Linked DNA regions of Homo sapiens: region 1 is linked to region 2. A link is a loop called in an ENCODE intact Hi-C map of the cell type or tissue named here. Cell type or tissue: CD4-positive, alpha-beta T cell. All regions are shown on one strand. Links, peaks and the distances in the headings refer to the core of each region. The heading gives the core; the rest is flanking DNA.

Region 1 (7,458 bases), core at 2,558-5,057, 180 kb before region 2:
CCATGTCCTTAGGATGGGCCGATAGCTGTGGAGCCTGTGGACAGAGCAACAAAGAGAGCACTTTTACTTAGACACCAAAACAAAAGCCTTGTCATTCTTGTTCTGTGCTAGTAATAAATATCAACATATAAAAATTTAAAACAGCAATTAAAAGAAGAAAATAAAAATCACCTATAATCCAGTGATTCAGTCAGTGAATGTTAACGTTTTGGACTATCTCTTTCTGGACTTTTTTTTTTTTTTGAGACAGTCTCACTCTTTGCCCAGGCTGGAGTGCAGTGGTGTGATCTTGGCTCACTGCAACCTCTGCTGCATGGGTTCAAGTGATTCTTAGTCTCCTGAGTAGCTGAGATTACAGGTGTGTGCCCCTATGCCCAGCTAATTTTTGTATTTCTTTTTTTTTTTTTTTTTTTTTTTGAGACGGAGTCTTGCTCTGTCGACCAGGCTGGAGTGCACTGGTGCGATCTCAGCTCACTGCAATCTCTGTCTCCCGGATTCAAGCAATTCTCCTGCCTCAGCCTCCTGAGAACTGGGGCTGCAGGCAGGTGCCACCACCCCCAGCTAATTTTTGTATTTTCAGTAGAGACGGGGTTTTGTCATGTTGGCCAGGCTGGTCTTGAACTCCAAACCTCAGGAGATCCACCTGCCTTGGTCTCCCAAAGTGCTGGGATTACAGGCATGAGCCATTGCACCCAGCTCTTTCCAGACTTTTTTTTTTTCCTTTATAGGACATATATAAAAATATGCTTTTACAAAAAATGGACAATAGTGGACACTGTGGTATACACATCTTGCTGTTTCACTTAGAAACCTCTTTCCAAGCCAGCACACACAGCTCTGCAGCCTGTTCAAGGCTGCCATGGTCTCCCAGTATAAGGCGGGTCTATCATTTCTTTGGGCAGTCCCCTGCCATGTGGGTGCTGGACCCCAGTCTTCTGCTACATGGACTGTGCCATGATGGGGATCTATAAAGCCACATGACTGTGAGCGTCCCTAATCGTCTCCTTAGGGTACCTTTCCAGAAGTGAGATTGTAGGTTCAGAATATTTGTCTTTAAAGCTTCTCGTTCCTGTGACTCAGTAGCTCTCCAGAAATGTGGCCTGCTTTCCTTCCCATCCCTCACCCTTCCAATACTAGGCATGAATGACTTTGAATGTATACATATACTTGTCAGGTTGGTAGTCCAAAGATTTTGGCATTTTGCAGTTTACTTTATATTCCTTTGATGACTATTGAGGTTGACTATCAAAAAGTAGTTTTAAGCCAGGCATGGTGGCTTACGCCTGTAATTCCAGCACTTTGGGAAGCCGAGGCGGGTGGATCACCTGAGGTGAGGAGTTCGAGACCAGCCTGGCCAACATGGTGAAACCCCGTCTCTACTAAAAATACAAAAATTGGCTGGGTGTGGTGGTGGGTGCCTGTAATCCCAGCTACTCAGGAGGCTGAAGCAGGAGAATTGCTTGAACGCAGGAGACAGAGGCTGCAGTGAGCCCAGATCACACTGCTGCACTCCAGCCTGGACACCAGAACAAGACTTTGTCTTAAATAAAAAAGTAGTTTTAAGTTATACTAAAACGTCTTCCCTTGCACCTCTGTTTTAGACATATTTATTTTTAATTTTGAGTGTTTTTATATTAACACTCAGTTGGATAACTGACTTGAGAGTTGTAGTGAGGGGACAATTTTCAGTGACTTGACATTAACCTAAAGGGACATTTAAAGTGATCTTTCAAGGGCTCTGGCCCTTATGCCTGTTTTAATTCTGTCTCTTGAATAGAAGAATCAGTTCATTGATATTTCAGCCTGTGCTGAAGTTCATCCCTGGGATTATGGCTGCCCTGAGAGATAGAAGTAAAGTCCAGAGTGACTTCGATAAACTGGGGAAAGAAACCTATACAGAACTGTGATGAAATATAGGAGGGAAAAATGATCTATTTAGGGAACAAAGCCAGCACCATAATGAGTTTAAAAGAAAGCGGAGAAATAAGGCCTAGGGGACCCAGGCCTGGGGCTTCATCAGGGTGAGCTGGAGCTGCATCTGAGCCAGCACCAACCCATCACAGGGGGCGCGGGAGAGCTCAGCTTACCAGCTGTGATAAATGACAGTAGTGCCACTGGAGTGGAGAAACCCCTTTACATTTTGCATCAATTAGTCTCAAGTTAGTGAATCTTGTTCAGTTTTCAATAGTTCATTCAGCAAATATTTACTGTGTACCCCCTGTGCTGATTTTGTAACACTCTTTTTTGTTTTTTGTTTGTTTTTTTTGTTGTTGTCGTTGTTGTGACGGAGTCTTGCTCTGTCGCCCAGGCTGGAGTGCAGTGGTGCGATCTCGGCTCACTGCAAGCCCCGCCTCCTGGGTTCACACCATTCTCCTGCCTCAGCCTCCTGAGTAGCTGGGACTACAGGCACCCACCACCACACCCAGCTAATTTTTTTTTGTATTTTTAGTAGAGACGGGGTTTCACCGTTTTAGCCAGGATGGTCTCCATCTCCTGACCTCGTGATCCACCCACCTCAGCCTCCCAAAGTGCTGGGATTACAGGCGTGAGCCACCGCGCCCAGCTGTAATACTCCTAAAACTGTGGTGAGGCTGGGTGCGATGGCTCACACCCGTAATCCCAACGCTTCGGGAGGCCGAGACGGGTGGATCACCTGAGGTCAGGAGTTCAAGACCAGCCTGACCAACATGGTGAAACCCCATCTCTACTAAAATACGAAAATTAGCCAGATGTGGTTGCGGGCACTTTAATCCCAGCTACTCGGGAGGCTGAGGCAGGAGAATCGCCTGAACCCAGGAGGCGGAGGTTGCAGTGAGTTGAGATCGTGCCATTGCACTCCAGCCTGGGCGACAGACTAAGACTCCATCTCAAAACAAACAAACAAAAAACACCAGGGTGAATCCAGAGTTTTCACAAGAGAAGGATGAAAACAGAAAGGTTGAGAATAAAGAATAATTACAGTTGTTTAGCCCCAGGAAAAGAAGCTAGGTTTAGGGGCAACTAAGAGACTATGTACATTGTTTCCTCTGAAGGCGGTGCTAGCAGGTGCTGCTCACTTACCAGATGAAACAGAGATGGACTTGAGTTGTAAAGGAACCATCACAGCTGGGTTTAGGCAAATGGGGGTGTAGGGGTAAGTCAATAACACAGAAATGCCTCTCTAAAGAGACCCAGCCATATTCTTGAAGATAATTGCCAGCCCATCTTCTCTAGACTCACCAGTGCCTGCCAGAGGGCTGAGGCCTCGTCAGGTAGCCTCCTGTGGTCCCTTCCCGTGTTAGGACCCTGACCCTAACCACGGATACACCTGCCGTGAGCTGGGCTGTGTGGATGCTGAGAGGAGCAGAGAACATGGAGTGTGACAGAAGGAAAGTGTGCCTTCTGTGGGCTGGGTGTTTTGCATTCCTGATGCCACTTCATCTTTGTAACAACCTGAGGTATTAGCCTCACATCATGGAGAGGTGGGTGTGTGGCACACAGAGGCAAGTGGCCACCCAGAATTCCAGCCCATGCCTCCAGAACCCTGAAGCTTGGCCTGGGGCTCTTAACGCCAGCCACTCTTGTGATTCAAGCCCAGCTTTAAGGAGGTTGGCTGCGGCCACAAAGGTACGGGCAGACTGGGGAGAGGTCATGATTCTGCTTGTCAGCTTGCTCCTGTCCAGCATCCCAAGCCAAGCCCGGGTGCTGGACTAAATGACCAGGATGTGTCAAAAGACACTGGCTTTAACCACACAAGAGTCTAAGAGTCTTACAACTTTACAACTGTGACAAGTCTAGCATCACAACTTAGAGCAAGAATCCTCCTCTCCTGGGCTCCCTCATGTGGAAAAGGCGAGAGATGGGCCCTTTGCTCTTGCAGGGCCTCTGTCTACCTGTAAAATCCCTGAGTCTGGGATTTGGAGACCCAACTGTTCTGAGGGCTCTGGGGAACATGTGGTTTCTGTTTAGAGCCACCAGGGGGGGCTGTGACTTCACAGTGCCATTCCCAGCAGTTCTGGGAGGGTCGGGAGCCCAGGAGCCTAAGTGTTATCCTGCAATCAATCCAGGAGGTCCTCCAGGGCTCTCCTGTGCAACGAGGGGGTCTGCCCCAGGTGTCTTCTGAGCTGCAGCTTAGACATTCGTGGCCTCCCATGCTCCGAGGCCCAGCCCGAGCCTCTCCCTGGAGGGCTTGAGCCTTGGATGACCTTTCTCATCCTTCAGTGCCCCAGCTCTTCCTGAGGACAGGGATGAATCCATGGAGCCAGCCCTTAGACTTCCACGTGTCTCCAGTGTGTCTCCCGGGCGGCTCGGCTTCCTCACACCTGTGTCCAGGTGTGGGGCTCTAGAGGTACACCTTGGTCCCAGACACGCTTTTGGGGTTTGGCTACAAACTAAAAGGGCTTCGTGGAGGGACCCTTCTCCTGAGCCTGAAGTGGATGGGGTAGGAAGGGATTCCCTGGAGCGCTCAGCTGGTCAGACCCTCCCTCTGGAATCAGAGCTGTCCACGGCAGCAGGGCTGAGGGTGTGGGCATCAAGGACTTGCCCTGGGTCACTGAGGGCAGGCTGGGAGGGCAGGTAGCCCTGTCATGTGTCCCCTCTCTCCTCCCTCTCCTCTTGCCTCTCCCCTCTCTTTACTCTCCTCATCTTCATCTCCCTCCTTTTCCTGCTCAGCTTCACTTCTTTGTTTCTCTTCTTCCATTCCCAATTTGATCCTTTTTCACCTCCAAAGTGCCTGCTGAGGCTTCCTCTCCCCTCTCAATGCAGCGAGTCCCTAGAAGCCTGATCTGTATTCCTTGGACACCTGAGTGGGAAAAGCACCTTCCTCCCTGTCTCTCAAAACTGTCTCACCTGCTTCAGGGCGGTGTGGCTCCTTCCTGCCACAGGGCTCTGCGCTCTCAGCCAGGATAGCCTGCCCTGTCCCTTGCCATGTTTCTATTCCCCTCTTGACAGCTCAAGCATGTTCGCTGACCTGTAGTGAAAGTCAGTGTCTCAGGCCGGGTGCAGGGGCTCTCTCCTGTAAGCCCAGTACTTTGGGAGGCCAAGGCAGGCAGATCACGAGGTCAAGAGATCAAGACCAGCCTGGCCAACAAGGTGAAACCCCGTCTCTACTAAAAATACAAAAAATTAGCTGGGCGTGGTGGCGTGTGCCTATAGTCCCAGCTACTCAGGAGGCTGAGGCAGGAGAATTGCTTGAACCCAGGAGGCGGAGGTTTCAGTCAGCCAAGATCGTGCCAATGCACTCCAGCCTCGGTGACAGAGTGAGACTCCATCTCAAAAAAGAAAAAAAAAAAAAGAGAGAAAGTGTCTCTCACATGTGCACGCTCTCTCTGTTACTCCTTATTTTAAAAAATTTTCAATTTACAGAAAAGTTGCAAGAATAATTCCGTCCACCCCTTGCTCGGACTCCCCCATTATTAACACTTTGCCGCAGTTGCTGTATCAGTGTGTATGTGTACATGTATGGATATGGAGATGCAGATCTGTACTTCTTGCTAAACCATTTAATGGTAAGTTGCAGACATGATGCTCCTTTGCTCCAAATACTTCAGTGTGCATTTCTTAGGAACAAAGCATTCTCCTAAAAACCACAGCAGGATGATCAAAATCAGGAAATTAACACTGATACAATATGCTTCTGTAATTACAAACTTTATTCAAACTTTGCCAGTTTTCCCAGTAGTGTCTTTTATAGCAAAAGAAAAAAAGAGCAGGGTTTCATAGTCCACTATCCGGTCCAGAATCACGTACTGCATTTAGTCCGCATGTCTCTTTTGTCTCTTTTTTATTCTGGAAAACCCTCTAATCTTTCTTTGTCTTTCATGACCTTGACATTGTTGGAGTGCAGGCCAGTTATTTTGTAGATTGCCCCTCAATTTCAGTTTGTCTCAAATTTCCCCATGGTCAGATTCAGGCTCTGCATTTTTGGCAGGCATATTGTGGACGTGATGCTGTATCTTCTTAGTGAATCGTACCGTGGTTCTGCTCTTGGGTAAAGCCTGGCTTCTTCACTCTTTATTCTCAACTCCCATTTGGATCCAGTCTCACGGGCCCTCTCCTGGGACCCCTGCTTTCACACTGCTGGTGTTTGCCCTGCAGCTGCCCACACAGACGCCCCTCACCCCACTGGTTCCTAGTGTGTGCTCCCATCAGGCCTCCCGGTAATTCTGTTTCTGTTTTAGGAGACATTTGTAATACTGAAATCATATTTACACTTGTCAACAGATGAGTAATCCCCTCCTGCCCTGCCCTTTTTCCTAGATTTTCTTTGACTTAAAACTCAAGTGCTTAGGCTTTAGTTACATTCGGTATAAAAAATGAAAAATAAAAACTCAAGTGCTTATCCTGCTCCTCATTCTATGGAGACACTTCCACTTTTCCTGTTATTATTTTACCAGGTAATAACTCCTTTAATAATAATAATGGCAGGCGGATGGCCAGGTGCGGTGGCTTACGCCTATAATCCCAGCACTTTGGAGGGCCAAGGTGGGCGAATCCACCTGAAGTCAGGAGTTTGAGACCAGCCTTGCCAACATGGCAAAACCCCGTCTCTACTAAAAATACAAATTTTTCTTTCTTTCTTTTTTTTGTGAGACAGAGTCTCACTCTGTCACCCAGGCTGGAGTGCAGTGGTGCAATCTCGGCTCACTGGAACCTCTGCCTCCCGTGTTCAAGCGACTCTCATGCCTCAGCCTCCCAAACAGCTGGGATTACAGGCACCTACCACCACACCTGGCTGATTTTTGTATTTTTAGTAGAGACGGGATTTCACCATGTTGGCCAGGCTGGTCTTGAACTCCTGACCTCAGGTGATCCACCCCCCGCTTGGCCTCCCAAAGTACTGGGATTACAGGCATGAGTCACCATGCCCAGCCATAATACAAAAATTAGCTGGGCTTGGTGGCAGGTGCCTGTAATCTCAGCTTCTCTAGAGGCTGAGGCAGGAGAATTGCTTGAACCTGGAAGGTGGAGGTTGGAGTGAGCCGAGATCACACCACTACACTTCAGCCTGGGCAACAGAGTGAGACTCTGTCTCAAATAATAATAATGATAATAACAACAACAATAATAATAGCAGGAGGAGGTGGAGGACCCCCCACAGTTAACTGAGTGTTTACTCTGCACTGCGGACTGTGCGCAGGGTCACCTCACTGAACCCTGACCAGAGCCCTGTGTGGCAGGTACTATTTTTATTTTACACTTAAGGAAAGGGAGACACATGGAGGTTAAGCAGCATGTCCAAGATCATACAGCTGATAAGCAGTGAAACTGAGACCACACTGTAAAAAGAAAAGGAATAATTTTAGATCTTGAGAGCTGGTAAGGAAGTAGGAAAGGACTGCTGATTCCAAGTGCCAGTGAGCAAGCGTTCAGTGATTTGTCAAGTCACTGGAGTGAGAGGCTGGAAAAAAGCGAGGAGCTCTGGAGAAGATGTAAATTTGGGAGCCTTTAGCATAGAGAAAATAGATGCAGCCTGTGGAA
Region 2 (7,458 bases), core at 1,620-4,119:
TATAGGTAACATGTAATTTATCTTTCCCTGCTGTCAAGATTTTTTTCTTTGTCTTTAGTTTTCAGAAGTTTGACTATGATGTTTCTTGGTATGGGTTTCTTTGGGTATATTTTATTTGGAATTCATTCAGCTTTTTTATTTATAGTTTTTTTTTGTCTCCTGCCAAATTTGAGACATTTTCAGCCATTACTTATTTGAGTACTTTTTCAGCCTCATCCTCTTTTCTCTTCTCCTTTTGGACTCTGATGACATGAATATTTGAGCTTTTCTTATAGTTCCGTAGGTCCCTGAAGGCTCTGTTCATTTTGGTTTTTTTTTTGTGGGTTTTTTTTTTAAGCCTATTTTCTCTCTGTTATTCAGATGAGTCATTTCTATTGTCCTATGTTCCAGCTTATTGCACTGTTCCCTCTATTTCACCTTTGAGCTCATCCATTGAGCTTTTTATTTCAGTTATTGTATTTTTCAACTCTAAAATTTCCATTTGGTTCTTCTTTATATCTTCTATTTCTTTGCTAAGAATTTCTATCCCTTTGCCAAGACTTTTTATTTTTCATTTGTTTCAGGCATGTTTATAATTGCCTGTTGGAGAACTTTTATTGTGACTGCTTTAAAAATCTGTTTGTTTTCCTGTTGGTATATATTGTCTTCTCTAATCCAGTGTTAGATCTTTCTGGTTCTTGATAAGATAAATGATTTTCTATTGAAACTTGGTCATTTTTGTATTATGTCATCAGACTCTGGATCTGATTTAAACCTTTTGTTTTACCTGTGTTTCTCTAGAGTCACAAATGTATAAGGCAAAACAAAAAACCCAGGGAACTCACCACCATGTTGTTCCTCAGGTCCTGAGGTCCCCAGCAGGTTTGCCTTTTATCTCTTCCTTTCAGCATCCTCTTACGTTGGTTGTATACATAATGTCCAGGGTTTTTAGTCATATTTAGTGGGAAAAGTAGGGAAAAGCACATCCACTCCACCTTTGCAGATGTAGAAGTCTTGTATCTGGCTTTTTATTTCAGTAGGGAAATCAGTGGGCCACCAGGCCCCTACTTGCCTGTGTGTCCACCTAGATCTCTAGGGCAGGATTATTCTAGATGCAGTGATCTCCAAGACAAGTGCTGGTTGTCAGGCTCTGCTCCTACAGCCTGCGATGAAAAGGTAAGGGTTGCAATTCAAGTAAAGGTGACGTCTTTCTGCCCCTACAAGTTGATATGGTTTGGATCTGTGTCCCCACCAAACCTCATTTTGAACTGTAATCCCCAATGTTGAAGGTGGGGCCTGGTGGGAGGTGAATGCATCATGGGAATGGATTTCTCATGAATGGTTTAGTGCCATCCCCCTTGGTATTGTCTTGGTAATAGTGAGTGAGTTCTCGTGAGATCTGGTTGTTTAAAAGTGTGTAGCACCTTTCCCTCTCTCTCTTGTTCCTACTCTGGCTGTGTAGGACGTGCCTGCTTTCCTTTCACATTTTGCCATGATTGAAAGTTTCCTGAGGCCTCCCAGAAGCAGAAGCCACTATGCTTCCTGTATAGCCTGCAGAATCATGAGCCAATTAAACCTTTTTTCTTTATAAATTACCCAGTCTCAGGTATTTCTTTATAGCAGCATGAGAATGGGCTAAAACACAAATGTTCTTGTGTGGCCTTCAGAGATGCTCTGAGGTTTGAGGAGAGTAGAACATACTGGAAATACCTGTGAAGAGAAAAGGAGAAAGAGCAAGCCGGGAGATAGTAAGAAGACCAAGAGTTTCTCTTATTAGCAGTTTTAGTGTATGTGATATTGCACAAGAATTTGGGTGGTTGTATACTTCAATTATAAACCACTTCTAATGGGAAAGGAGTGGAGGTTGGGAATGGAAATGGTACTGAAAATGAATGATAGAGGAAAAGCAAGACTGTACTATCAAACTTAAGGGGAAATAAAGTTGGGCAAAAATACCTAAGCCTCAGAAGCAAGCTCCACTGACTAGTGGTGCTACTTCCTGGTGAGTTACTCTATTTTGCTAAGCCTGCCTCCTCACCTGAAACAGGGGAATGTGGATAGGAATACCCCCTCTAGGGCCTTGGTTAAGATGGACTGAACATCAGCATGGTGCCTGGTGGCTAGTCAGCTTGTATTAAGTCAGGGGTGGCAGCTTGGGGGCCTTCATGTTAAGTCTGACCCATTAAAAAGTATTTCTATATCTGAAATGGTTTTTTTAATGTGAGTTTTAAAAATTGGTGATTTCACATGCAAATCCAGATTCCTAGCTTTTCTCAAAGAGCAGAGGGATATGGTTACACTGGACTGTTAGTGTTGGATGATGGGTTGAGCATGAGGTGCCTGCAGGGGCAGATGGATTTGAGGATCTAGAGCTGAAGAAGAAGGTCAGACCGGAGACAGAGATGTGGGTGTTGGCCGGAAATGGCCCTTGCAGCTGTGGGGGAGAGTGTGCTGACCCAGGAGAGTGGGCAGGTAGAGGTGTGACCTGGCAGCCTGCATACTGCACCTGGTCAGCAGGAGATTTGACCTGCACAGTGCTTTATTGATATTTGGTTGAATTAGTAGCCAATTTCTGAAAATCAGGGCATTTCACATAGCAATGCTGGTTGTGTAAAAGGCCAAAGGTCTGGCAATATGGGCTTCCATCTGGGCGGGCAGCAGCCTGCACTGAGGCTGGGGGGAGGCTGCCCCCTGCAGGTGGTGCATGCATTTGCCTATCGGCCCACTCTGCCTGGCCCACCTCCAAAAATGCTAACTCTCAGATTTCTGATTTATTTTACTGGGTGGAGCTTTTCTGAATTGTGAAACATGAAGGAAGAAGGGGAGGTTTTGATGGTGATGGGCAGAAGCATGATGTCCAATTCATTCAAGGCTTTCTGAGTTCTCCTTGGAACAGCTAAGTGGAGAGGCCTGATTGCCAATGGAAGATGCAGTAGGATGCTCAAGATGGAGACGAAGGTTTGGAAGCCGTCGGCCATTTATTATCACTGAAATCATGGGAGTGAATTCAATTGCTCAGGGGATGTAGACTGGAAGGATAAGCAGGCCTAGGAGAGATCATCGTGAAGAGGAGAAGAGTTTGCAAAGGTGATAGAGACAGAGGTGGATGATCCAGAAGGTGTGATTGCAGAGAATCCAAAGTTGCATCATATTCCAAGAAGAATATGTGGCCAAAAGAGTCTAATAGCTCCCAGCAGTCAAGCAAAAGACAAACTGAGAAATGTGCAATTGACTTAATGACAAGGTCATTTTTGACCCTGGAGAGAACCCAGTTCATGGATTAATCAGGGTAGAGGCCAGCTTGTGCTTATGTATGAAGTGAGTGGACAATAAGTGGAGACAGCAAGTGTAGATAACCCTTTCAAGATATCTTCTGTGCAGAAAAGGCAAGAGTGCAGTGGCAAGGACTATGGGCATTTGAGGCAGACAGCCTGGGTTCAATTACCAGCTCGGCTAATGTTTAACTACATGATCTTGGGCATGTGACTTACCCTCTTTATATCTATATGAAACAATGGGAATTAAGATTATTGCCTATTTCATGGGACTGAATGGAATAACGTTGGTCAAGTACTTAGCACAATGCCTGGCACTTGGTAAGAAGAGTGCAATAAAATTTCATTACTATTAATTTAAGTGATAGATGCGTGTGTTAAAAATTCAAATGAGAATCAAAATGTTAACAGTGAATTGTGAGTCTCCATCCCATCCCTGTGCCTTGGTTCCTGTCCCAGGTTCTGTGTGGCCTTCCAGAGATCCTCTGAGGGTTGAGGAGAGTGGGACTTCACTGGAAATACCTGTGAAGAGAAAGGGAGAAAGAGCAAGCTAGGAGACAATAAGATGCAAAGGCATCAGGGGAATGAAAGTAACTGGCTTCCCGGGGACTCCAGTAGCCAGGCTGCTTAAAGAGGCAAGACACAAACTGGAGAGTCTGGGAGTTAAGGACAGAGCTTGAGAAACATCTCCTCAGTAAGGGTGGAGATTTGTTGCATCAGTGGCCCCAGTAAATGGCCTGCTTGTTCCCATGCTCTTTGCACTGACTTGGAAGCTCTTCCCATCGAGAGGTGAAGTCTAGTTCCAATACCTTGAATCTGCATTGGCCTTGACTTGTTCTGGCCAACAGGGTGTGGTGGGAATGGCACTGTGCCAGTTCTTCTTGATGTAAGGCATCAAGAAGCCTTACATGCTCACTCTTTCTTCACTCACCCCAACCCTTTCCTTTGTCATGTAAACCAGCCTGGACTAGCTTGATGGAGTGATGAGGCCCATGGAGGAAGCCAAGGCTCTCTACCAGACAAGCAACCAATCCCCAGAAGCAGATCTGCCCTTGTGACCTGCAGCTACCCACAGATGCATAAGGGTGCCCAGCAGAGACCAAAAGAACCACCTTGGCTGAGCCCAGCCCATGTTGCTGCCCCACAGAATGATGAGATAAATGTTTGTTGTTTTAAGCTCTTAAGTGTTGGGGTGACTTGTTATGCAGCAGTTGCTAGCTGATGCAGCAAGTTGTGCATTGCATTTGCCATCTCACACATTAGAGTTATCCCATCTCTACAATCACTGTGGGACCTGGGAGGTGGAATTCAACAGTTCTAAATCAAAAAATGTTTAAAATTACTGAAAATTTGGATGGAGGAAGAAAAGGGAAAGAAAAAGCACTTTGCACGATATATAATATCTACAAGATATGTTTACACGTGACAGAACAATCAAATTAATCAAATAGGATGTACTCAGTGCTATAACTAGAAATCATAAATATCCTTAATGTTGGTATGGCAGGGTTTATTGACTCCATTATTCTACCTTGTTGAAGTGTGTAGAAAAATTTTCCCCAAATCGTTTCCACCTTGGCACCCTTTAGCAATTTTTCCATGAAGTCTTAAATTCTTTCTGCATAGGAGATTTGGGGCCATTAACGAGCATGGTTGAGAAAGGAACTATGGTCATTAGAGGCCCCCAGACAGCTAGGTATTAAATGTGAATATAAGCTCTTAAACAATGTGTGTGGGTGCAGAAAAGCTCATTTTCTCCCGTTGAATGCTCCTGAGAGTCGACTTGGCCATCAATTTCTTCTTCCATGAGGACACAGTTGTAGATGTCATTGGAAGGGCAGGTGTGGCAGTCAAAGGCACTCTCCTGCCTTTCTTTGACCACTAAAGGTCATGTGGGAAAAACCAAACAGAACATTTTGAATATTTTTAGTGTAGTTCCTGCAGAAATTGCATCAATGGGAATCAAAATAGGGAAGTAAATTAACAGGTGCCCATGCCAATAATGCCCTTATCATCCTATGGGGTCAGCACTAGCATGAATTTTACAGCTGAGGAAACTGCACAGCAAAGAAGTTCCTTTGCTTGCCAATTGCCCTACGAGGAAATGGCAGAACAAGTCTGTGAACCCGATCCGTCCACCTCCCATACTTTCTCCATTGTAGGGCGACGTTATTGTGTGGGAAGTGTCCATTTTCTATTTAAAGAAAGCTTTCAAAATAAATGAAGTTTAAAACATGGGTTGATTTAAAGAAAGGTATTACATAAATAACAGAGCTTGTGGGTCATAGATGTGACAAAGCCATCATGTAAGTAGCGTGGCCTTGCCGAGGCTGGAGACACACAGGGAGGAGCCCAGGAGGGAGAGCTGGGTGTGGCCCCCACTCTGCCTGTGACCTGCCTACAGCCCCTCCTGGCTGAGGTGCCCTCCACATCAACATGATTTTTCACTTCTGGGCTTCAGCTTCCTGTGGGTCAAGATAAAGCTTGGCCCAGATGGTCTCCAAGGGTCCTCCCAGCTCTTAGAAACAGTCTTGCTGTGAACAGCTATTTTTTGCTCTGTATTTAAAAGCACAAGGGCCAGGCCTATTGGGAAAGGCCATTAAGTACAATCAAATCTACCAAGATGAAAATATAGGTTCCCGCCCACATGCCATCTTCTTTAAATGCATTTGGCAAGTCCAGAATGTCAGCAATTAGTAACCGGGCCCAAGCACGGTAATAAGATTTGGACTCACCAGTGAAGGAGAAATTCTTCCCCTGACTAATCTGGTTAGTGAAGCAGTTCAAAGTTGCACACGCTGAAAAATGTTCCACTAAGGTCATTATAAGTACAAATAAAGTAGACTCTGCTCGCAAATAAAAGTGGTGGGTCACACATGTGTATCTTCCTACGTTATTTTTTGAAAAAAGTTTTTTTAGACTTCTTTTGAAATAGATGCCCTTGACCTCATACTAAAGTTTCACCATCAAAGGCAAATGAGGTGGTAGTTATGTTTAGGTGGGGAAAGTCCAGTGAAGGGTTGGGTAACTGCAGAAACTGCTACATATGTATAGATATTTCCAGGTAATTTAGGCAAGGTTGTTGGGGAGGGAAGCAAACTACACAGCCTTTCTAAACAACAGCATTTGTGTGTGTGTGTGTGTGTGTGTGTGTGTGTGTGTGTGTTGGGCGGGGGTGGGTGGGTGTTCTGTTTTTTAATTGACTACTTTGAGTCAGAGAAGCTACACGGTGTGTACTGGTTAAGGGTACTGACCCTAGGAGCTGAAACACTTCTTGGACTTACAAGCTCTGTGGCCTGGAACAAGTTACTTAGCCTTTTTGCACCTCAGTTTCCTCATCAGTAAAATGGAGGTAATAAGAGTATATAATTCACATAATTATCGTGAAGGTTAAATGAATGAACATATTAAAGTGCTTACAGCAATACTTGCCATAGAGTAAATACTTTATGTGTGAACTATATTCTTATCTGTGAAACAGTGTCACCTCTCCCTCTAAACTGCTTTGGAAACACCACGTACCTGATAACACGTATCTTACAAAGCCAAGCTACCTTATGCAATGCTAAGTGCACATTCCCTTGTGTATTAAGCAAAACTGGAAAGCCTTGGGGGGAACTTTATAGCTGGAAGGTGTCCGAGACATCATCTAGTCTTAAAGTGTCATTTTGTAGACAAAGCAATTGAGACAAGAGAGGTGAGGTGATTTGTCCAGAGTTATGGAGCAACTTGTAACCTGGCAGCCAAATCCAGATGAGAACAAGGGTACTATTTACATCACCGCCATTCATTCCCAATGGATTCTTAGTGTTTCAGGTATGAAAAGAAATTAGAAACCAGGAATTAGGATGCTTGGGATCTCTCACTCACACTCTGCCACAAGCCTCTCTCCTAGCCTTCAAATCTGTAGCAGGTCTATGTGAACATTTGTTTTCTTTGTTTTTGAAACACTAGGCAATGCTCTTTCTTTTCTAACCACAGTTGTACTTCCTTTTAGTGAACTCTACATCGCTGCATGTTCCTGGGGCAACTGTCAATCAAAGTGACTCCCTCAGCCTAGGGCTGGCCCAGGGCCTGAGAAGGCCGACAGGACTCCCTCTCACATGGACTGCTGAGCAGAGCACTGTGAACTGAGGGTACAGGCAGCGCTCCCCCATTCTAATGTGTGTGCCAGGAGAGGTGGCCAGGTGCTCCTGCTGAGGGA

What was found. Peaks named below come from ENCODE experiments on the same cell type or tissue, not always from the same donor. Only the 100,000 strongest peaks of a DNase experiment are listed, where the experiment ranks them.
Region 1: it touches region 2 in a loop (6-fold over the local background); 64 of 110 quality-filtered maps call a loop at or near these places.

Annotation. Positions count from the first base shown.
Region 1 is chr3:127,648,394-127,655,851 of GRCh38, forward strand. The region is part of intron 2 of PODXL2 (podocalyxin like 2); the gene reads left to right. Among named protein-coding and RNA genes, the nearest start is that of ABTB1, 21 kb to the right of the region's middle. In CD4-positive, alpha-beta T cell, for the core only: CTCF peaks have their summits at 3,952 (motif pointing right) and 4,159; a DNase peak (open chromatin) is centred at 3,958.
Region 2 is chr3:127,829,357-127,836,814 of GRCh38, forward strand. It overlaps LOC107986129 (a long non-coding RNA gene), which reads right to left. Exons shown (of 5, transcript XR_001740896.2): 5 at 2,939-3,776. Among named protein-coding and RNA genes, the nearest start is that of MGLL, 11 kb to the left of the region's middle. In CD4-positive, alpha-beta T cell, for the core only: no CTCF peak of the experiment used is centred there; a DNase peak (open chromatin) is centred at 2,655; H3K27me3 peaks cover 239 bases.